Linked DNA regions of Homo sapiens: all the other regions are linked to region 1. A link is an interaction called in ENCODE POLR2A ChIA-PET data of the cell type or tissue named here. Cell type or tissue: PC-9. All regions are shown on one strand.

The links. Peaks named below come from ENCODE experiments on the same cell type or tissue, not always from the same donor. Only the 100,000 strongest peaks of a DNase experiment are listed, where the experiment ranks them.
Region 2: POLR2A ChIA-PET joins it to region 1 with 31 read pairs; 3 of 35 experiments call an interaction of 5 or more read pairs at or near these places.
Region 3: POLR2A ChIA-PET joins it to region 1 with 11 read pairs; 11 of 35 experiments call an interaction of 5 or more read pairs at or near these places.

What each region holds. Positions count from the first base shown.
Region 1 is chr20:51,981,365-51,989,364 of GRCh38, reverse strand. No RefSeq gene overlaps it. Among named protein-coding and RNA genes, the nearest start is that of LINC01429, 120 kb to the right of the region's middle. In PC-9, no CTCF peak of the experiment used is centred here; a DNase peak (open chromatin) is centred at 4,164; H3K4me3 peaks cover 453 bases; H3K27ac peaks cover 2,813 bases.
Region 2 is chr20:51,772,417-51,780,416 of GRCh38, reverse strand. No RefSeq gene overlaps it. Among named protein-coding and RNA genes, the nearest start is that of ATP9A, 8.0 kb to the right of the region's middle. In PC-9, no CTCF peak of the experiment used is centred here; no DNase peak of the experiment used is centred here.
Region 3 is chr20:52,044,946-52,052,945 of GRCh38, reverse strand. No RefSeq gene overlaps it. Among named protein-coding and RNA genes, the nearest start is that of ZFP64, 140 kb to the left of the region's middle. RefSeq lists enhancers at 3,018-3,535, 3,536-4,054, 4,055-4,572, 4,573-5,092. In PC-9, no CTCF peak of the experiment used is centred here; no DNase peak of the experiment used is centred here.

The DNA.
Region 1 (8,000 bases):
ATGGTGAAACCCCGTCTCTACTAAAAATACAAAAATTAGCCGTGTGTGGTGGTGGGCACCTGTAATCCCAGCTACTCGAGAGTCTGAGGCAGGAGAATTGCCTCAATCTAGGAAGCGGAGGTTGCAGTGAGCTGAGATCATGCCACCGCACTCTACCCTGGATGACAAAGTGAGACTCTGTCTCAAAAAAAAAAAAAAAGAAAGAAAAGTTAGTGAAGTAGAATGGCATTATTTCTCAGCTGTTGTTACATAGATGCAGAAAATAGGTCCAGCTAGCGGTCTTCAAACTTTTAAAGTGATGCACCCCAGCAGTTATTAAATGTTTAGCCCTCTCTCCAATAGAGAAATGACTATTTATTTATAAACACTATGCATTTAGAATTCTACAACTCCAAACACTGCAATAGCTCCCATTTTCACACAAAGTAAGAGCCAAAGTCCTTACTAGCCATAAGAGCCCACCCTAGAGGAACCAGCTTCCTCTGACTTCCCCTACTCCCCTCAATATTCCCAGCTTCCTCTACTCCCGTCAATATTCATTCTGCTCCAGCCAGCTCTGGTCTCCCTGCCTCTTTCCCCACATCAGTCCTGCTCCCACCTTTGCCCGTCGCTCTGGCTGTTCCCTCTGCCCGGAAGCCTCATCCCCTGGAGTTCTGCAGACCTCACTCCCTCACTTTGTTTGAGTCTGCACAATTGTCACCTTCTCAATGAGGACAACCCCTGACCACATATGTAAAGTTACCACCACCTCCCTTCACTTCCACATCCCTTTCCTCATTTTTCTTTTTTACTGTGATAATTTATTGTATCAGCCAGACGCAGTGGCTCATGCCTGTAATCCCAGTATTTTGGGAGGCCGAGGCAGGTGGATCACCTAAAGTCAGGAGTTTGAAACCAGCCTGGCCAACATGGCAAAACCCCATCTCTACTAAAAATACAAAAATTAGCTCGGTGTGGTGGCGCGCACCTGTAGTCCCAGCTACTTCAGAGGCTAAGGCAGGAGAATTGCTAAGGCGGAGGTTGCAGTGAGCCAAGATCGTGCCACTGTACTCCAGCCTGGGTGACAGAGTAAGACTCTGTCTCAAAAAAAAAAAAAAAAAAAAAAAAAAAAAAACATAATTTATTGTATCTATTAACTTATTCTTTCTAATACACTATGTAATTGTTTTAGCTTATTCAGCCTGCTATAACAAATTACCATAGATTGGGTGGCTTTATTTATTTAATAGACAGGATCTCACTCTGTTACCAGGCTGGAGTACAGTAACATGATCCTGGCTCATTGCAGCCTCAACCTCCTGGGGTGAAGCAATCCTCCTGCCTCAGCCTCCCAAAGTGCTAGAATTACAAGCATGAGCCTCTGGCATGGCCTCTGGGTGGCTTAAAAAACAAGAATTTATCTGTCACAGCTCTGAAGGCTGAGAAGTCCAAGATGAAGGCACTGCCAAATCCAGTGTCTACTGAGGACCCACTTCCTGGTTCATAGCTGGCCACCTTCTAGTATCTTCACATAGCAGAGAGCAGAAAGCAAGAGCAAGCTCTTGTGTCTCTTCTAATAAGGGCCCTCATTCCATTCATGAGGCCTCCACCCTCATGATGTAATCACCTCTCAAAGGGCCCACCTCCTAATTCCATCACACTGGGGGTTAGAATTTCAGCATATGATTTTGGAGGGGCACAAACATTTAGTCCACAGCAGTAATGTAACTACTTATATTTATTATTTATTGTTTTTCCCTTCCTGCTAGGATGTAAGCCCCAAGAGGACAGGGGACTTTGTTTTATTTACCAGTATATCTCAGCCCATAGAACAGTGCCTGGCACATACTAGGTACTCAATAAATATTTATTGGCCGGGCGCAGTGGCTCACACCTGTAATCGCAGCACTTTGGGAGGCTGAGGTGGGTGGATCACCTGAGGTCAGGAGGTTAAGACCCGCCTGGCTAACATGGCACAACACCATCTCTACTACAAATACAAAAATTAGCCAGGTGCAGTGGTGCACCTGTAGTCCCAGCTTCTCAGGAGGCTGAGGCAGGAGAATTGCTTGAACCCGGGAGGCGGAGGTTGCAGTGAGCCAAGATCATGCTACTGCACTCCAGCCTGGGCGACAGAGCGAGACTCTGTCTCAAAAATAAATAAATATTTATTGAATTAAGCAATTGAATGACTAAATGAATTAATGAATATTTTATCTACATGAAACTCTGGGCTAAGCCCAGAAAGGCAATTATGTTTTGGTAGACAGTTCTAGTTATCAGCTGGGCCTGGCGGCTCACACCTATAATCCCAGCACTTTGAGAGGACGAGGCTGGAGGATTGCTTGACCTCAGAAGTTCTAGACCAGCCTGGGCAACATGGCAAAACTCTGTCTCTACAAACAACACAAAAAAATTATCCAGGTGATGTGGCACATGCCTATGGTTCCAGCTACTCAGGAGGCTGAGGTGGGAGGACTTCTTGAGCTTGGGAGGCAGAGGTTGCAGTGAGCCAAGATAGTGCCACTGCATTCCAGCCTGGGAGACAAAGGAAGACTCTGACTCAAAAAAATAATAAGAAAAAGAAAAAGGTTTTTTGTTTTTGGTTTTTTGTTTGTTTGTTTTTTTGAGACAGAGTCTCACTCTGTCACCCAGGCTGGAGTGCAGTGGTGTGATCTCAGCTCACTGCAACCTCCACCTCCCGGGTTCAAGAGATTCTCCTACCTCAGCTTCCGGAGTAGCTAGGACTACAGTTGCGCGCCACCACGCCCAGCTAATTTTTTTTTTATTTTTAGTAGAGACAGGGTTTCACTATGTTGGCCAGGCTGGTCTCGAACTCCTGACCTCAGGTGATACACCCGCCTCGGCCGCCCAAAGTGCTGGGATTACAGGAGTGGGCCACCACGCCTGGCCTGTTTTTTTTATTATTATTTTTTTTTTTTGAGACAGAGTCTTGCTCTGTCGCCCAGGCTGGAGTGCAGTGGCGCGATCTTGGCTCACTGCAAGCTCTGCCTCGCGGGTTCACGCCATTCTCCTGCCTTAGCCTCTGGAGTAGCTGGGACTACAGGTGCCCGCCACTACACCCGGCTAATTTTTTTGTATTTTTAGTAGAGACGGGGTTTCACCGTGTTAGCCAGGATGGTCTCGATCTTCTGACCTCGTGATCCGCCCGCCTCGGCCTCCCAAAGTGCTGGGATTACAGGCGTGAGCCACCGCGCCCGGCCTGTTTTTTTTTTAATGAAAGTTCTAGTTGTCAAGATCCTGTCTCTTTCTTCCATGGAATTGAATTCTCAGCAGGGCTGAATTTTTTCAGAAAGAAACGCTACCTTTCCAAGCCTCCCTTGTAGCTTAGGTACGGTCACGTGACTTTGTTCTGGCCAATGGGATATAAATGGAAGTGTCAAGCCTCGGGTGGGTATCTTTGCTTTCTCTTTGTTCTTTTCTCCATCTTGCTGCCTGGAACTTGGATGCCGCCATCTTCGGCAATGAGGTCATTTGACTCTGCAAAGCAGAGAACCAAGAAAGAAGCAGCTTGGAGCTGGGCGCAGTGGCTCACGCCTATAATCCCAGCACTTTGGGAGGCTGAGGCGGGCGGATCACGAGGTCAGGAGATTGAGACATCCTGCCTAACATGGCGAAACCCCGTCTCTACTAAAAAGTACAAAAAATTAGCCGGGCGTTATGGTGGGCGCCTGTCGTCCCAGCTACTCCAGAAGCTGAGGCAGGAGAATGGCGTGAACCCGGGAGGCGGAGCTTGCAGGGAGCCGAGATCGCGCCACTGCCCTCCAGCCTGGGCGACAGAGCGAGACTCCATCTCAAAAAAATTAAAAAAGAAGCAGCTTGGGACCAAGGAGAGTCATTGAAGCCTTAGACTACCTATGTAGTGTTTAATTGAGAGAAAATACGCATTTATCTTGTTTAAGGCACTGGTTTTTTGGCTGGATGTACATAATAGACTTTTTTTTAACCAGGAATAAAAATTAAGTTAGGCTTTTGTTTAACTTCAGTGTGCAATTGGCAAGCCCTTCTCCAACCCCCATGTGGCATAACAATCCTTTCTAGCTGCTTTAAGTTGCTGAGCCACCAATTTCTATTATTCCTGGAATCTGAGTCATCTATACTCCCTGTGTTATTACACATAATATGTTATTATGACTTTAATCAAGGAAATATTTTTTTCACTTGATATATTAGTCACATAGCTCCTGGATTGTCAGAAACAGCCAGGAATGCTAGCTAGTATTGCATCATTTTATCTGTTATTTCCTGTGGGGAGTGGCTTAAAATCAGACCAGCCAAATCTAGGCAGGAACTGGATCTTGCTTTCATTAGTTTCTGCAATTATTTTCAGAAGGAATCAGTTTCCAAGGCAGAGGAAGGAATAAATACTATTTGCTTGGTTTTACTACTGAAGTTGTGTAATTTACATAACAGCAAAATTACAGCTTAGAATTCTAAGTAGCAATTATAATGTTTAAAAAAAGACAAAACTTTGCACTTAAGCAATAGCAAAGAGTGGAAAATGTTAAATAAACTTCACACAAAATTTAAATATTTATTTAATCTCATTTGCCTGGAGGGAAAAAAAACCACATTCTTTAGCCCTAAAATTGAAATAGAAGAGAACTCTCACAGACAGTAAATTCAATTCTAAAAGCCCCAACGCGGCCGGGCGCGGTGGCCTACACCTGTAATCCCAGCACTTTGGGAGGCCGAGGCGGGCAGATCACGAGTTCAGGAGTTCAAGACCAGACTGTCCAATATGGTGAAACCTGTCTCTACTAAAAAATACAAAAATTAGCTGGGCATAGTGGCACGCACCTGTAGTCCCAGCTACTTGGGAGGCTGAGGCAGGAGAATCGCTTGAACCTGAAGGCAGAGGTTGCAGTGAGCCGAGATCATGCCACTGCACTCCAACCTGGGCCACAGAGTGAGACTCCGTCTCAAAAAAAAAAAAAAAAAAAAAAAAAAGCCCCAATACAGGAAAATAGATATGGAAGGAACTCAAAAACTCATACAAATAAGGTGGCAAATGAACTTTCTAAGCCTAATGATACATGTGATGTCACCCAAACAAAACAAAAAGCTAATTAGGCATTCTTGTTTTTCCCTTAAAGCCAATCTTTTTTTTTCTCCTCTTGGATCCATCCAGTGAGGTTTTATAACCCTCCTATTTGCCCTAAAGCAAATGGGCATTAAAACCATATTTTAATATTAGGTAAGTTATTGGTAAACAATCTTTGGTCCTAAAAAAGTGAAACTGTTCTTCATTCAGTGCATAAGGATTGAAAAAAGTCTTGGATTAGGAGATCAGTTTAATGCCTATCAAATCACTATGGAAAATGCTTTGAGAAACTCTGGCAGTGCCAGTTTCCCCAAAGTGAGGAATGGCTGCAAGGTGTGGTCTGAAGATTATTATTGTCCATAAGCTAGATAATTTAGATGGTGCATGGATGTGGCATTAAATAATGCTATAAGGCCTGGTGTGGTTGCTCATGCCTGTAATCCCAGCACTTTGGGAGGCTGAGGTAGGAGGATCGGTTGAGTCCAGGAGTTTGAGACCAGTCTCAGCAAATGGTGAAACCTCATCTCTATTAAAATACAAAAATTAGCCGGGCATGGTGGTGCGCACCTGTAATCCCAGTTTCTTGGGAGGCTGAGGCAGGAGAGCAAGACCTTGTCTCAAAAAAATAAAAATAAATAAAATAACAATAAATAGGCTGGGCGCAGTGGCTCACACCTGTAATCCCAGCACTTTGGGAGGCCGAGGCAGGTGGATCACAAGGTCAGGAGATCAAGACCATCCTGGCTAACATGGTGAAACCCCGTCTCTACTAAAAATACAAAAAATTAGACGGGCACGCTGGTGGGCGCCTGTAGTCCCAGCTACTCAGGAGGCTGAGGCAGGAGAATGGCGTGAACCCGGGAGGCTGAGCTTGTAGTGAGCCAAGATCGCACCACTGCACTCCAGCCTGGGCAACAGAGCAAGACTCCGTCTCAAAAAAAAAAAAACACAATAAATCTACAGGGGTTCATCTTCAATCTTTCGGATTACATTAAGGAGAAAGTCTCTGTTTGGTGCTAATAGATCTTTATCACCTCTCCACACTTAACTAATTTCCCTTGTTGAACAGACAGCAAGCCCCAGCTGCACAGCCTTTAGCAGATTAGACTGCTTCCCTAGAATTTTATTTTATTTATTTATTTATTATTATTTTGAGACGGAGTCTCAGCTCACTGCAACCTCCAACTCCTGAGGTCAAGGGATTCTCTCATCTCGTCTCCCAAGCAACTGGGACTACAGATGTGTGCCACCATGGCTGGCTAACTTGTCATTGTTGTAGAGATGGGATCTCACTCTGTTGCCCAGGCTGGTCTTGAACTCCTGGGCTCACACGGTCCTCCCACCTCAGCCTCCCAGAAAAGGGCTGGGATTACAGGCATGAGCCACCATATCTGGCCTAGAATTTTTTTTCTTTTCTGGAAATTAATTTGTGCCATTACCTGCTGTTTAATAATGAATACCAAGTTCTCCATTCATAATAGTAATATATAAAGTTTCCTGTGAAAATACATTTGTATAAAGGAAAGGACATGAGTTAAATTGTTTTACCTATATGCGTATTAAGTAAAACATTGACTCCTTAGATTTGGCAGAAATTGTGAAGGTGGTACACAAATGATGAATACGGGGAGACACTGGATTGGAGATCCATCTCCTCCCATCTTCTTCTACCATCTTCTCTATATCTTTTAGGAGAGAATGCTAGAATTGCGGTCAGCAGACTATTCAGGAACATCTTTTTCAGGAAGTTCACAAGATTAAGACTCTTTCATAATAATAATACTAAGCCTTTATTTATCATTTTCACTTGTAGTCAATCACAAGTACAGTGGGATTTTCCAGAGGCTGCATGACATATGATATCACAACAAAGTAAATGTAGAAGCTGCTGTGTGTATCTGGCCGTCTTGTATAAAGCAAGGCATTAGAGGGATTAGCAAGAAAAAAGAAGCAAAAAATGTTACTCTTTTCACTAAATTTTTTGTTTTGGAAATTTTTTTTTTTTTCATAAAAGTAACATTACTTTCTTTCTTTTTTTTTTTTTAAGACCCAGTCTCGGCCAGGTGCGGTGGCACACGCCAGTAATCCCAACACTTTGGGAGGCCAAGGCAGGCGGATCATGAGGTCAAGAGATTGAGACCATCCTGGCAAACATAATGAAACCCCGTCTCTACTAAAAATACAAAAATTAGCTGGGCGTGGTAGCACGCACCAGTAGTCCCAGCCACTCAGGAGGTTGAGGCAGGAGAATCGCTAGAACCTGGGAGGCAGAGGTTGCAGTGAGCCGAGATCACGCCGCTGCACTCCAGCCTGGGCGACAGAGCGAGACTCCGTCTCAAAAAAAAAAAAAAAAAAAAGGCAGACTGAGCATAGTGGCTAATGCCTGTAATCCTAATACTTAGCGAGGCCAATACTGGTGGATTGCTTGAGCCTGGAGTTCAAGAACAGCCTGGGCAACACAAACAGACCTTGTCTCTACAAAAAAAAAACAAAAAAAATACAACAATTAGCCATGTGTGATGGTGCACACCTGTAGTCCCAGCTTGGGAGGCTGAGGTAGGAGGATCACTTGAGCCATGATCACATGACTGTACTCCACCCTGTGCAACAGAGTGACACCCCATCTCACAAACAAAACAAAACTAAAACCTCATATCCCAGCTCTACCACCTCCTAGTTCTGTAGCCTTGGAGAAATCAGTTCACTTCTCTTAGTTACAATTTATTCATCTGTAAAATAGGAAAAGTAGTACTAATAATACCTGCCTAAGGGGGTAGCTGTGAAGATTCAATAAAACTTGTTGTTGTTGTTGTTGATGTTGTTGTCATTGTAGAGACAGGGTCTCACTATGTTGCCCAGGCTGGTCTCAATCTCCTGCACTCAAGCTATCCTCTGGCCTTGGCCTCTCAAAATGCTGGTATTATGAGCATGGTAGCAGGCCTGGCCTCAATAACAT
Region 2 (8,000 bases), 210 kb after region 1:
CACCACCACACCCAGTTAATTTTTGTATTTTTAGTAGAGACGGAGTTTCACCATGTTGGTCAGGATGGTCTCGAACTTCCAACCTCAGATGATCCACCCGCCTCAGCCTCCCAAAGTGCTGAGATTACAGGCATGAGCCACTGCACCAGGCCCAAGAAGACATCTTCCTAATATAAAAATGCAGCTGGGCGTGGTGGCTCACACCTGTAATCCTCACACTTTGGGAGGCTGAGGGGGGCAGAACACCTGAGGTTGGGAATTCGAGACCAGCCTGACAATCATGGAGAAAAATCCATTTCTACTAAAAATACAAAAGTAGCTGGGCTTGGAGGTGCATGCCTGTAATCCCAGCTACTCGGGAGGCTGAGGCAGGAGAATCACTTGAACATGGGAGGTGGAGGTTGTGGTGAACCAAGATTGTGCCATCGCACTCCAGCCTGGGCAAAAAGAGTGAAACTCTGTCTCAAAGAAAACAAAAAAAAAAAAGCAAGGTAAGGCAGTAAATGCTGATGTAGAAGCTACAGCAAGTTATCCAGAAGATCTAGCTACAATAACTACAGTAGCTACACTAAACAACATATTTTCAAAGTAGACAAGACAGTCTTCTATTGGAAGAAGATGCCATCTAGGACTTTCATAGCTAGAAAGGAAAAAAACACCTTGCTTCAAAGGACAAGGTGACTCCTGTTAGGGGCTAATGCAGGTGGTGACATTAAGCTAAAGCAATGCTCATTTACCATTCTGAAAATCTTAGGGCCTTTAAGAATGATGCTATTTCTACTCTGCATGTGCTCTGGAAATGGAATGACAAAGCCTGGATGATGGCATATCTCATTTTTGTTTTGAGATGGAGTCTCTGTGTCACTCAGGCTGGAGTGCAGTGGCACAATCTCAGTTCACTGCAACCTCTGTCTCCTGGGTTCAAGTGATTCTCTTACCTCAGCCTCCTGAGTAGCTGGGATTACAGGCACCTGCTGCCTTTTGTATTTTTGGTAGAGATGGGGTTTCACCATATTGGTCAGGCTGGTCTCAAACTCCTGACCTCAAGTGATCCACCCGCCTCGGCCTTCCAAAGTTTTGGGATTACAAGTGTGAGCCACCGCGCCCAGTTTAGCATATCTGTTTATCACATGATTTACTGAATATTTTAAGCCCACTGTTGAGACCTACTGCACAGAAAAAAAAAAAAAAAGATTTCTTTCAAAAATTATGGCTGCTCATTAACAATGCATCTAGGCCGGGCGCAGTGGCTCACATCTGTAATCCCAGCACTTTGGGAGGCCGAGGCGGGTGGATCACAAGGTCAGGGGTTCGAGACCAGCCTGACCAACATGGTGAAACCCTGTCTCTACTAAAAACACAAAAATTAGCTGGGCGTGGTCATGGGCGCCTGTAATCCTAGCTACTCAAGAGGCTGAGGCAGGAGAATTGCTTGAACCTGGGAGGCGGAGGTTGCAGTGAGCCGAGATCACGCCACTGCACTCCAGCCTGGGCGACAGAGGAAGACTCCCGTCTCAAAAAACAAAAAAACAATGCATCTAATGCATCTGTCAAGAGCTCTGATGGAAATGTACAAGGAGATTAATACTGAGATTAATACTGTTTTTCATGCCTGTTAACACAACATTCATTTTGTAGTCTGGATCAAGGAGTGGTTTTGTTACTGGTAAGGAGTCTGGATCCAGACCCTAAGAGAGGATTCTTGGATCTCACGTAAGAAAGAATTCAGGATGAGTCCATAAAGTGAAAGCAAGTTTATTAGGAAAGCAGAGGAATGAAAGAATGGTTAGTCCATAGACAGAGCAGCCCTGAGAGTTGCTGGTTGCCCATTTTTATGGTTATTTCTTGATGATATGCTAAACAAGGGGTGGATTGTTCATGCCTTCCCTTTTTAGACCATACAGGGTAACTTCCTGATGTTGCCATGGCATTTGTAAACTGTCATGGCGCTGGTGGGAGTGTAGCAGTGAGGACAACCAGAGGTCACTCTTGTCGCCATCTTGGTTTTGGTGGGTTTTAGCTGGCTTCTTTACTGCAACTTGTTTTATCAGCAAGGTCTTTATGACCTGTATCTTGTGCTGACCTCCTATCTCATCCTGTGACTAAGAATGCCTTAACCTCCTGGGAATGCAGCCCAGTAGGTCTCAGCTTTATTTTCCCCAGCTCCTGTTCGAGATGGAGTGGCTCTGGTTCAAATGCCTCTAAGAGTTTCAACTTCCAGGTCTTATTATTTCAGAAATACTACATTTTGTAAGCTGCCATAGTTTGTTATTTCTCTGATGGGTCTGGGCAAAGTAAAGTGAAAACCTGGAAAGGATTCACCATTCTAGATGTTGTTAAAAACATTCGTAATTCATGGGAGAAGGTCAAAATATCAACATAAACAGGAGTTTGGAAGAAGTGGCTTCCAACCCTCATGGATGACTTTGATGGGTTCAAGACTTCAGTGAAAGAGCCAGGCACCGTGGCTTATGCCTGTAATCCCAGCACTTTGGGAGGCCGAGGAGGATGGCTTGAGAGCCAGGAGTTCAAGACCAACCCAGTCAACACAGTGAAATCCTGTCTTTACAAACAACAAAATTCAGTGGAGGAAGTAACTGCAGATATGATGGAGATAGCAAGAGAGCTGGAAATAGCAGTGAAGCTTGAAGATGTGACTGAATGGTGGCAATCTTAGGAGAAAACTTGAATGAATAAAGAACTGCTTCTTACAGATGAGCAAAGAAAGTATTTTTTGAGATTGAGACAGAGTCTCGCTCTGTCACCCAGGCTGGAGTGCAGTGGCGCAATCTCAGCTCACTGCAACCTCTGCCTCCCATGTTCAAGTGGTTCTTCTGCCTCAGCTTCCCAAGTAGCTGGGACTACAGGCGTCTGCCACCACGCCCAAGTAATTTTTTTTGTATTTTTAGTAGAGATGGGATTTCACCGTGTTAGCCAGGATGGTCTCGATCTCCTGACCTTGTGATCCACCCGCCTCGGCCTCCCAAAGTGCTGGGATTACAGGCATGAGCCACCGCGCCCGGCCTGTTGTGGGTAAAATATTTTCAGACAGTATCACAAGTTACAAAGAAATCTCAGATAAAGAATCAATATAGCCAACATCATTGTTGTCTTATTTTAAAGAAATTGGCATAGCCATCCCAACCTTCAGCAACCACCACCCTGATCAGTGAACAGCCATCAACATCAAGGTAAGATCCTTCACCGGCAAAAAAATTACGACTCCAGAAGGCTCAGAGGATCATTAACATCTTTAACAATAAAGGAATTTATAATTAAGGTATGTACGTTGTTTTTTTTTTTGGTTTGTTTTTTGTTTTTCCCGAGATGGAGTCTCACTCTGTCTCCCAGGCTGGAGTACACTGGTGCGATCTTGGCTCACTGCAACCTCTGCCTCCCAGGTTCAAGCAATTCTCCTGCCTCAGCCTCCCGAATAGCTGGGATTACAGGTGCCTGCCACTATGCCCAGCTAATTTTTTGTATTTTTAGTAGAGATGGGGTTTCACCATGATGGCCAGGCTGGTCTCGAAGTCCTGACCTCATGATTCGCCTGCCTCAGCCTCCCAAAGTGCTGGGATTATAGGCGTGAGCCACCGTGGCCGGCCTGTACATTGTTTTTTAGATGTAATGCTATTACACACTTAACAGGATATAGTGTAAACGTAGCTTTTATATACACTGGGAAACCAAAGTCATATGACTTGCTTTATTGCAATATTTGCTTTATTGTTGTGGTCTGTGTTGATCTAAAAGGAAGAGGCTGAGGCACAAAATACAATTTAGAGTTTACTTGAGCCAAAGTGAGGACAGCTGCTTGGAAGACTCAGCCCCAAGTAACCTTGGATATGACCTCTGTATGGCTTTTGTTACCAACAGGTAGGTTGGTTGATTGATTAATCACTGCCCTCTAGACTGGGTGACAGAGCAAGACCCTGTCACCCAGGCTGGCGTGCAGTGATGTGAACATGGCTCGCTGCAACCTCAACCTCCTAGGCTCATGCAATCTGCCCAACTCAGCCTCCTGAGTAGCTGAGACTACAGGCGTGTACCACCATGCCCAGCTAATTTTTGTATTTTTTGTAGAGACAAGGTCTCACTATATTGCCCAAGCAGGTCTTGAACTCCCAGGCTCAAGTGATCCTGTCATCTTGGCCTCCCAAAGCGCTGGGATTACAGGCATGAGCCACTGAGTCTGGCCCATTTATGTATTTATTTGACAAGGTTTCGCTCTGTCACCCAGCCTGGAGTGCAGTGGCACAATCATGGCTCACTACAGCCTCAGCCTCCTTGGCTCAAGCAATCCTCCCACCTCAGCTTCCTAAGTAGCTGGCATTACAGGCGTGTGCCACCGTGACCCAGCTAATTCTTTTATTTTTTTGTACAGACGGGTGAAGGAGTCCTACTTCCTCGGCCTCCTAAAGTGCTGGGATTACATGCGCAAGCCACTGGACCAGGCCATAAGCAGGTATTTAAAGGGTAAAAAAGCGGACAGGGAGTGGGCTGATACAAACTTGTTCATCAGAAATTCTCATTGGTTTACAGAAATAACATTGATTAGTAATTGACTATACATTGCTAACCTATGGGGTGTGGGTTATAGTGTCTGGTGCAGCATTATTAGGTTAATTTCTAGCTACTTGTGGCAATAACGGGCAGTTTCAGGAGATGAATACATAGCTCAAAGGAGGGAGTAGAACGTGATTGCTGCTTCATTTTAATGTCTCTCTGGGCCTGATAATTTAAAAACACTCACATTCCTGAGATAAAAGTTGTTTTCTTTTTTCATCTGGAGCCAAACCCACAATATCTCTCAGGTATGCCTGTATAAAATGAACACATGTCAAAGAATTATTAATAAATTTACAGTTGATTCAGAGGAGAATTTAAAATGAGCTCCTAAATTGCTGGCAATTAGGAATGTTGAAAAGAACTTACAAACAGATGCAAAACATGATCAATATCCACAGGCAATAACTGCATTCCACTGGACAAAATAATTTGCATTTCTATGGACAAGAATCATTTGCATAATTATCAGTTTTCTACAATTTATAGAGTTGTAAAATAGCTCAAGGACGATGAAAGACACAGGGAACCTGGAAGGGTATGCTAAGGCAAGCTATCAAGTCATCTTTTTGATGCTTTCAATTTTTTTTTTTTTTTTTTGAGACAGAGTTTTGCTCTTGTTGCCCAGGCTGGAGTGCAGTGGTGCAATCTTGGCTCACCGCAACCTCCGCCTCCTGGGTTCAAGCAGTTCTCCTGCCTCAGCCTCCCCAGTAGCTGGGATTATAGGCATGCGCCTCCACACTCGGCTAATTTTGTATTTTTAGTAGAGATGGGGTTTCTTCATGTTGGTCAGGCTGGTCTTGAACTCCCGACCTCAGGTGATCTGCCCCACCCCCCCCCGCCTTGGCCTCCCAAAGTGCCAGGATTACAGGTGTGAGCCACTGCGCCTGGCCGATGCTTTCTAAGTTTTTAACAACCTTTACTAGGATGTCATCTCCTTGAAACAGGGGCTGTGTCTGACTGTACCCTCTATGCATAGACCATTGTAGGTGTTTAGTGAAGACTGCTTGACGGAATGATTGGACATCTGTTGATTTTTTTCCCCCAACCTTCTTAGTGCCCTTTTTGGAGGTGAAAACAGAATATTTTTGGATGTAATTGCTCACGCCTCTAATCCTAGCACTTTGGGAGGCTAACACAGGAGGCTCATTAGAGCTCAGGAGTTTGAGACCAGCCTGGGCAACATGGCAAAACCGTCTCTACAAAAAAATTTCAGAAATTAGCTGGGCATGGTGATGAATGCCTGTAGTTCCAGCTTCTTGGGGGACTGAGGTGGGAGGATAGTTTGAGCATGGGCGGCCAAGGTTGCAGTGAGCCATGATCGCGCTACTGCACTCTAGCCTGGGCGGGACAGAGCAAGACTATCTCAGATGGAGTCTCGCTCTGTTGCCCAGGCTGTAGTGCAGTGGCGTGATCTCGGCTCACTGCAAGCTCCGCCTCCCAGGTTCATGCCATTCTCCCGTCGCAGCCTCCCGAGTAGCTGGGACTACAGGCACCCACCACCACGCCCAGCTGATTTTTTGTATTTTTAGTAGAGACGGGGTTTCACTGTGTTAGCCAGGATGGTCTCGATCTCCTGACCTCGTGATCCACCTGCCTCGGCCTCCCAAAGTGCTGGGATTATAGGCGTGAGCCACTGTGCCTGGCCAACTCTATCTAAAAAATACACACACAGCCCAGAATATTATTAAATTTTAGCTAGATATTGTTGTTCATGGAAAGTTCTCAACCTAAGACGTTCTTTTTCTTTCCAAAAAAAACAAAAAACAAAGGGTTGGGAAAGGACTGGATTGGTAAGTGTTAGAGAGAGACACAGTTGGTTGGGCACAGTGGCTCACGCCAGGCTTGTAATCTCAGCACTTTGGGAGGCCAAGGCGGGAGGATCACTTGAGGCCAGAAGTTCAAGAGCAGCCTGGCCAACATGGTGAAACCCCCTCTCTACTAAAAATACAAAAATTTGCCGGGCTTGGAGGCACACACCTGTTATCCCAGCTACTCGGGGGGCTGAGACAGGAGAATCGCTTGAACCCGGGAGATGGTGCCACTGCACTCCAGCCCAGGTGACAGAAGGAGACTCTGTCTCAAAAAAAAAAAAAAAAAAAAATGACACACACAGTCTTATTAGAGATTTTAAAATGATTTAACATCACATTCTAGCCCAGTGGCTCTTAACTAGGGACAATTTTGTCTCCCCAGGAGACATTTCATGATGTGTGAAAACATTTGTGGTTGTCACAGCTGGTGTGAGGCAGCTACTGGCATTTAGTGGGTAGAGACCAAGAATGCTGCTAAATTTCCTGTAATGCATAGCACAGCCCCCCATGATAAATATTCAGCCCAAATGTCAATAGTGCCAAGGTAGGGAAACTGCTTTGGGGGATACCTAGAATGTTTATTCAGAGAGAATTCATGGAGAGAGAATTGTAGGCACTAAAAGGATTTTATTTTCTCACTCCCAGCCTGAGTTTACCCAAAGCATATTTATTATTTATTCCCATTTTCCCTGCCTCCTCCATCTCTCATCACTGCCCGTACCCTTGACTTCTTGCCCACTTACCACCAAACACTCCTTCTTTACAGCAGGTCCAAAGTAGCAGTGGGGCAGGGCGCAGTGGCTCACACCCATAATCCCAGCACTCTGGGAGGCTGAGGCGGGTGGATTACCTGAAGCCAGGAGCTCGAGATCAGCCTGGCCAACATGGCGAAAACCCGTCTCAACTAAAAATACAAAAATTAGCCGGGTATAGTGGCGCGCGCCTGTAATCCCAGCTACTTGGGAGGCTGAGGTGGGAGAATTGCTTGAACCTGGGAGTTGGAGGTTGTAGTGAGCTGAGATCATGCCACTGCACTTCAGCCTGGGCAACAGAGTGAGACTCCATCTCCAAACAAACAAACAAACAAACAAATAAATAATAAAGCAGGAGTGGGCTTGGAGGTCTATGAACATAAGGCTTCATGGTGGGCCAAGATGAGAGTTTCAAGGTATATTCCGGCTCCAGCCTGTCATCCATCGGGCATGGATGGCATGTGACATAGAGGCATGTGACATGACCTCTTTGGGCCACAGTCTCTCTGATTTCTGGAAAGTAGAAGTTGGACTAGATTGGCTTATCCCTCCAGGACCTTTCCACTCCACATACCTAGGAGTCAGGGGTGCACTGTACCCAGGACCTATTGGATGGAGAGGATTGTCAAGGGGCTTTTCCTGAGGAAGCAGAACCATGAGGTGACTATTCCTGGGCAGAAGGTAGTGCTGTGTCAGGAAGAGGGGTTGCTGTATACCCAGAAGGGGGCCTCAGATTAACCTCTCACATCTCATCACTTCCCCCAGCCTTGCCCCTCTCCTAGACCCTGGCACCGCTCTGGTGATCCCTTGGGTGTCTCGCTTGTCCCAAGCAGGCATCTGATTCTCTCTCAAGATGAGATTTAAGCCT
Region 3 (8,000 bases), 64 kb before region 1:
CATTTTCTTTAATTTTGATATGAAGGCTTAATATCAATTATCGTGTATTTTACTTTCCCATCTTAAATATTTTGAATATTTTAGAAGAAAAATATTTGTAAACATTTATGAGTTTTTTGGTTTACTTTTTAAAATTTTTTATACTTTATAATTGCATTTCAGGCCGGGCGCGGTGGCTCACGCCTGTAATCCCAGACTTTGGGAGGCCGAGGCGGGCGGATCATGAGGTCAGGAGATCGAGACCATCCTGGCTAACACGGTGAAACCCCATCTCTACTAAAAACACAAAACATTAGCCGGGCATGGTGGCAGGCGCCTGTAGTCCCAGTTACTCGGGAGGCTGAGGCAGGAGAATGGCGTGAACCTGGAAGGTGGAGCTTGCAGTGAACCGAGATCGCGCCACTGCACTCCAGCCTGGGCGACAGAGCGAGACATCGTCTCAAAAAGTAAATAAATATAATTGCATTTCATTTTTTTCACCTTTTAGATGATTATTGTCAATAGCAAAGGCCAGCAAATGACAGCCTAAGGGCTGAATTTAACCCATGAACTAAGAATGGTATATATACAGTATACAAATATATATTTATTAGGTATTTTTGTATATTCATATATTTATATATGTAATATTTTAAAATTTCTTTAAAATATTTATATATTACATATACAAATTGCACATATTTATATATGTAACATATAAATATTTTAAATAATTTTTTATAAATATATAAATATAAAGTATTTTATAAATATTAAATATACAATATTTTACAAGTATTTTAATAAATATTTTATAAATTTTTTTTGAGACAGGGTGTTGCTATGTTGCCTAGATGGAATGCAGTGGCATGATCACAGCTCACTGCAGCCTCGACCTCCTGGACTCAAGCAATCCTCCTCCTCCTGCCCCAGCCTCCCAAATAGCTGGGACCACAGGCATGTGCCACCACGCCCAGCTAATTTTTTTATTTTTTATAGAAACGAGGTCTTGCTCTGTTGCCCAGGCTGGTCTCAAACTCGTGGGCTCAAGTGATTCTCCTGCCTTAGCCTTCTGAAATGCTATGATTACAGGCACGAGCCACCGTGCCTGGCCTATTTTTTTAATATTTTTAAAGATTTGTAAAACAAAGAAGCATGTATGGACCACAAAGCCTAGTACTACCTGGCTCTTTACCAAAAAAAAAAAAAAAAAAATTGCCACATCCAGGTCAGTAGAACATAAATTATGTAAAAACTTGATCACTACACATTTAGTGATTTTGCTGAAATCAACACAAAAAAAAGAAATGTTATGGAATAAATATATAATAATTTATTAATTATGTTTGTTACTCATACTAATAATATCAGAGGCCCAGCAATACAACACCCAGACATATGCAATAATAATTAAATTCCCTCATCTTTGATAGTTTTCTGACTTTTAATCATATGTAAACCATAGCTTGACAGATATGTTTTGCTTCTGTCATTATGAATGTATACTTGTCAAAGTAGGAGGATAAAATGTTTTATTTAAGATTGATTTTTTTATTTTTACACATTCCAGCATATGATATGTGGGCTATGGCCCACAAACATGGTTGAAAAATCTGCCCGTCTGTCTTGCTCTGCCTCTTAAGCGAGTTTCAGTCCTTGTCTCACCCCAGAAACTTTGAGAAGTAAATGTCAGATCCCAGTATCTATCGCCCTGTGTTGGCAATGGGCTGAATTATCACTCTTTTGCTTCTTTTTTTGGGGGCGGTGGGGGACAGAGTTTTGTTCTTGTTGCCCATGCTGGAGTGCAATGGCGCGATCTTGGCTCACCGCAACCTCTACCTCCTGGGTTCAAGCGATTCTCCTGCCTCAGCCTCCCGAGTAGCTGGGATTACAGGCATGCGCCACCACGCCCGGCTATTTTTGTATTTTTTTAGTAGAGACGAGGTTTCACCATGTTGGTCAGGCAGGTCTGGAACTCCCGACCTCAGGTGATCCGCCCACCTCAGCCTCCCAAAGTTCTGGGATTACAGGCTTGAGCCACCGCGCCCGGCCACACTTTTGCTTCCGTGTGGACTTTTTGTTCAAATCAGTTCTGAATTGAACATTCATAACCAGAGGAGCCTCTGTACTTTATGTTAATACTCTAGACACATAATAACTCATAAATACATACATCAGCTAAGGTGCTTTATTAGGCAAAGTTTTTAGCCCAGAAAACAAAGTCATTCTGGTCAAATCCCATTTTTCTTTTTGGTAATCACCATCACCTGTGGCAAATGCTTCAGGCCAATGTTTCCATTCAGTCTCAGACCTCCATCTTTTTTATTGATAATATTTCCACCCAGGAAAGAAGCACATCTTCCAATTACTTGCACAAAGGCAAAGAGTGAAAAGCCATGGATATTCCTAAAGAAGAAAGTCTCAATCTCCTTACAAATAGAGGCAAAGTAAAAAAGGAAGAAGAGGAGAAAGAGGAGGAGGAAGGAGGAGGAAGGGGAGAAGCAGAAGGAGAAGAGGAAGAAGGGAAAAAAGTATAAGGAGGAAGAGAAGGAAAAGAAGATAAAGGAGAAGGAAGATAAGAAGAAGAATTGGAGGAGGAAGATTTATTTATTTTTGAGACGGAGTCTCACACTGTCGTCCAGGCTGGAGTGCAGTGGCATGATCTCCACTCACTGCAACCTCTGCCTCCTGGGTTCAAGCGATTCTCCTGCCTCAGCTTCCCAGGTAGCTGGGATTAGAGGCATGCGCCACCATGCCCAGCTAATTTTTTGTATTTTTCCTAGAGACGGGGTTTCACCATGTTGGCCAGGCTGGTCTCGAACTCCTGACCTCGTGATCCGCCTGCCTCAGCCTCCCAAAGTGCTGGGATTATAGGCGTGAGCCACCATGCCCAGCCAGGAGGAGGAAGATTAAAAGAGGAGGCCGGGCATGGTGGCTCACGCCTGTAATCCCAGTACTATGGGAGGCTGAGGTGGGTGGATCACTTGAGGTCAGGAGTTCGAGACTGGCCTGGCCAACATGGTGAAACCCTGTCTCTACTAAAAATACAAAAATTACCCCAGCATGGTGGCACTCGCCTGTAATCCCAGCTACTTGGGAGGCTGAGTCAGGAGAATCGCTTGAACCCGGGAGGCTGAGGTTGGAAGGAGCCAAGATCACACCACTGCACTCCAGCCTGGGCAAGAGAATAAGACTTCGTCTCAAAAAAAAGAAAAAAAAAAAAAGAGGGAAGAGGAATTAGAAGAAGAAGAAAAGGAGGGAAAAGGAGGAGGGGAAGAGGGGAGAAGAAAAAGGAGTGGTAGTGGGAGGAGCTGAGAAAGGAGCAGAGGAGGGTGGGTGAAGGAGTAGGAGAAGGGCTCTGACCCCTACTGAGTTCTTATCAGTCTCCTCGACCTTAATTGCCTCCCTCCCTTTTGGCTTTTACCAGTTACACCAGTTACTGCGCTTTCTTTCATGGTGAAAAGAAGGACCAGAGTTGCTGTCACCACCTCCTTTTCAGAGTGAGCCTTCTAAGAGCTGAGGCCGAGTGAGCCTTCTAAGAGCTGAGGCCTTTGGCTCTCTCTCCTGTAGCACACTGGCCAGGCCCTGGAGCTCAGGCTGTCGCTGATCACACCCAGCTCTTGAGAGCAAACTGACCACCCTCTCCAAGGGACCCACCTGGAAACTTCTGCGATCCATTCTATTCGTTCAGACTGTAGGCTGAGAGTCCCTTTAAACTGCACTGGGCTGCTATCTCTTAGCATGTATGATTTGAGTGTTCCTTTAAGTGCTCTACAAAAGCCAGAAAGCAGGCAGGGGAAATCCTAGGTCTAAGAAATTAGGAAAGCTTTCTATTTTTGTTGGGTAAGTTTGATTCTGCAAATCATTTTATAAAAATACACTGAGAAAGTAGTCTAGCACACTTGCTACATTTTTAACATTCCTAAAGTTGCCCACAGTACTTAAAAAAAAAAAAAACGGTTTGTGTCACTTTCAATTGGGGCTAAAAGATCTTTTTGTTTGTTTTCTTGTCTTTAAAAATACTGATACCTGCATCTAATTTCTTGCCAAAAAATACGAATAAAAATACTGATTCAATAAGGAGGGCTGGGGTCTTTTTTCCAGATTAGATTTTAATTTTAAACTCAGGTCCACTATTCTGACGCGCCAGGACAAATAACTGTATGTGAGCCTATAAATTAACTTCCCTTAATTCCATCACTGATGAATTTTCATGTCGATAAGCCCCCCAAAAAGGAGGGAGGAGGGTCCCCTGTAACCAAACATAAGTCAGTTTACAAAGGAGTTCGGGGGACTTGGGGACACTGACTCCTCTTCAGAATTGCCTAAAGAGACTGGCCATTGACAATTTAAATCTTCAGTGCTTTATCTCTTTGTTTGAGTCTTGGAATGCCATTGATACCTTCTTTGTATTTATAATTGTTTTAATTAGCTACCCAGCGGGGGCCTCTCTCCCAGCTTGGATTATGGGCTGCACAGCGGGACAGGACAACCCAGTTAAAATAAAGCACAGACATTATGGCTCGCTTAATTTCTTTTATCTGTGTCCATTTTTTTTTCTCTTATTCCCCCTCATTTTCATCCTCTTTTTTCTTTTTTTCTTTTTTCTCCCCCTTGTTGTCTGTGGAAGGCAGGGGCAAAAAGCCTTGACACCTTGAATGGCTTAGCTTTTGAAGAATCAAAGTATGGAAAAAACTCAACCATGGATATTTATCAGCAGTTCACATCTCAGCGGAAAAAAGAAATATCGCCGATGTGCTTGTCCACTGCGTTTGATAACATTTCATAAGCCTCAAACGCGATCATATCTTGAGCGATTATGCTGACATGTACGTCGGTTGCCTGACTTTTGTGGGTGGAGTGAGGGGAAAGTTTGCAAAAAAGCTTCTCTCCGCGGCCCCTGTGTTATTTGTTCTTACTGACCACATCCTTCTTTTGTGGGTGGAAATCTGGAGGATCAATTATGATGCAGATCTGATACTATTTCCATTTGTGGGAGCGGTGTGGCCCGGGCGTTTGGACTTTGGGAAATTCTTGCATTGTTAAAATGGGTTTTCCCCCCACTTTGAACTCAGTGATGCTACTGGTGTGATCACACACACAAAAAAACTGCCTGGCCAGAGCTTTTTCTAAGAACATACAGAAATGCAGGGCTTGTTTGTAGCTTCAAAGAATAGCCAGGATTTCTCTTTTTTTGTGAATCTCTAACTACCTGTCTGGAAGCTAAAGCAGGGCGGGGGTTTGGGTGAAAACAGTCATTATTTTAAAAAGTAATCCTCCTACACTATGATGCAAATAATGGAGTTTTAATTTTTTTCTAATAATACCCCCAAAGAACTTATTTGCATTTGAAAAGAAATGATAGTTCAAATTATCAGTATAGGAAAAGCTTTGAACTGTCTTCTATAATTCAGTGCACTTATAAGTATTAAATGTTATAGAGCCCAAATTTATTCTGGAAATTTTCAACAGTAAGCATTGAATCTATCCCCCATCAAACAACCTGACAAAGGGCAGAGGAGATTATTTTGAGTTTGTATGTAAATATTCAGGGCGAGGTGGCTCATTCCTGTAAACCCAGCACTTTGGGAGGTTGAGGCGGGCGCATCACTTGAGGTCAGGAATTCAAGACCAGCCTGGGCAACATGGCAAAACCTCGTCTCCACCAAAAATTAGCTGGGCATGGTGGCGTGCACCTGGAATCCCAGCTATTGGGAGGCTGAGGTGGGAGGATCACTTGAGCCTGAGAGGTCGACGCTGCAGTGAGCCATGATTGCACCACTGCATTCTAGCCTGGGCGACAAAGTGAAACCCTGTCTCAAATAAATAAGCAAACAAACAGAATCTGGGGGCCTTTAAAACCAAGTATGGTTATAATTAAAATTTTCTCATTATCTGGATTATTTTTGGCTTTGTAACCAATCAGAGACCCAGACATTTACTTGCTGTATAAACCAGCCACATATCAAAGAGACTGTGAATTAAGACCCATAGCAATTTGTTTAGTGTGTTATAAAGCTTTGAAATTCAACGACAAGATGTAGAAGAGGCAGGAAACCCAGTATGAGCCAGAGGCCTAGGGTTGGGAAAATCTTCAGGAGCCAAGTGTCCTTGAGGGACACTAAATGACTATACGATAAAATAGCAAAGCCCATCGTGCCCAGAGCCCTGTGCAATGTACATGTTTGTGAAGATAATCCAGCTTGGGGGCTGTGCAACATCATGAATGACTAAGTGTCTCTTAATTGTATACTTTAAGATGGTTGATTTTGTTAAGTGAATTTGACCTCAATACAAAAAATAAAATGAGACAATCTTTTAAAAAATGTACATATATAATTAAGATTTGGAAATTACTTTAAAGATGTTTGCGATTTTTTTAAATTTTTTTTTTCCATTTTCACATGCATTTTCTTACTTATTCGTCAAAGGATAGGAACTCTTTGGGATCAATATTTTGAATACTCATCTCATTTTCTAGCCTAGTCACCCTCCAGTGAGGAGTAAAGCCATGTGGAGGCTTCGTGCTTTTCTCTAGGAGTACTTGCTACATCAAATATAGCAACTAACAAAGGGCAGTCCAGTTTTCTTTTTTTTTTTTTTTTTGTTCTTTGTTTTTTGTTTTTTTGAGATGGAGCCTTGCTTTGTGGCCCAGGCTGAGCGCAGTGGCATGATCGCAGCCTACTGCCACCTCTGCCTCCCACATTCAAGTGATTCTCCTACCTCAGCCTCTCGAGTAGCTGGGGTTAAAGGCATGCACCACCACGCCCAGCTAATTTTTGTATTTTTTTAGGAGAGACAGGGTTTCACCATGTTGGCCAGGCTTGAACTCCCAACCTCAGGTGATCTGCCCACCTCGGCCTCCCAAAGTGCTGGAATTACAGGCTTGAGCCAATATGGCAGGCTCTTCTTAGCACATTTTTAAGTGTACAATACAGTATTGTTGACTCTGGGTACAATGTACAACAGATCTCTAGAAATTATTCATCTTGCTCAATTGGAAACTTTATACCCATTGATTAATAACTCACGATTTCCCCCTCTCTCAGCCCCCGGCAACCACTATTCCACACTTTGATTCTACAAATTTGACTATTTTGGATATCTCATATAAGTAGAATCATGCAGTATTTGTCTTTCTGTGATTAGCTTATTTCACTTAACATAACGTCCTCAAGTTTCATCTCTGGCCGGGTGTGGTGGCTCACACCTGTAATCCTAGCACTTTGGGAGGCCGAGGTGGGAGGATTGCTTGAGTCCGGGAGTTTGAGACCAGCCTGGGCAATATGGTGAGACCCTGTCTCTACTAAAAATACAAAAAATTAGCTGGGCATGGTGACACGTGCCTGTAAGTCTCAGCTACTCAGGAGGCTGAGGTGGGAGGATTGCTCAAGCCTGGGAGGTAGAGGTTGCAGTGAGCCAAGATTGCACCACTGTACTCCAGCCTGGGTGACAGAGCAAGACACTGTCTCAAACAAATAAATAAATTAAAATAAAAACTTTTCAGCTCTGCCGCTGCAGATTGCAGTATTTCCTTCTTTTTTATGGCTGAATAATATTATATGTATATATCACATTTTAAAATCCATTCATCTGTCATCTGATAAAGGCAGAAAATTCTTTTAAATATAGCAGATGGGGCTGGGCATAGTGGTTCATGCCTATAATCCCAGCACTTTGGGAGGCCGAGGTGGGCAGATCACTTGAGGTCAGGAGTTCAAGACCAGCCTGGCCAACATGGCAAAATCCCATCTCTTCTAAAAATACAAAAATTAGCCAGACGTGTTGGCATGTGACTGTAATCCCAGATACTCGGGAGGCTGAGGCAGAAGAATTGCTTGAACCCAGGAGGTGGAGGTTGCAGTGAGCCGAGGTTGCGCCACTGCACTCCAGGCTGGGCGACAGAGCAAGACTCCGTCTAAAAAAAACAAACAAAAAATAGCAGATGGTTTAAAGTTTCAGCATTTTTTTTGGATGAAGTTTTGCTCTTGTTGCCCAGGCTGGAGTGCAATGGCGCGATC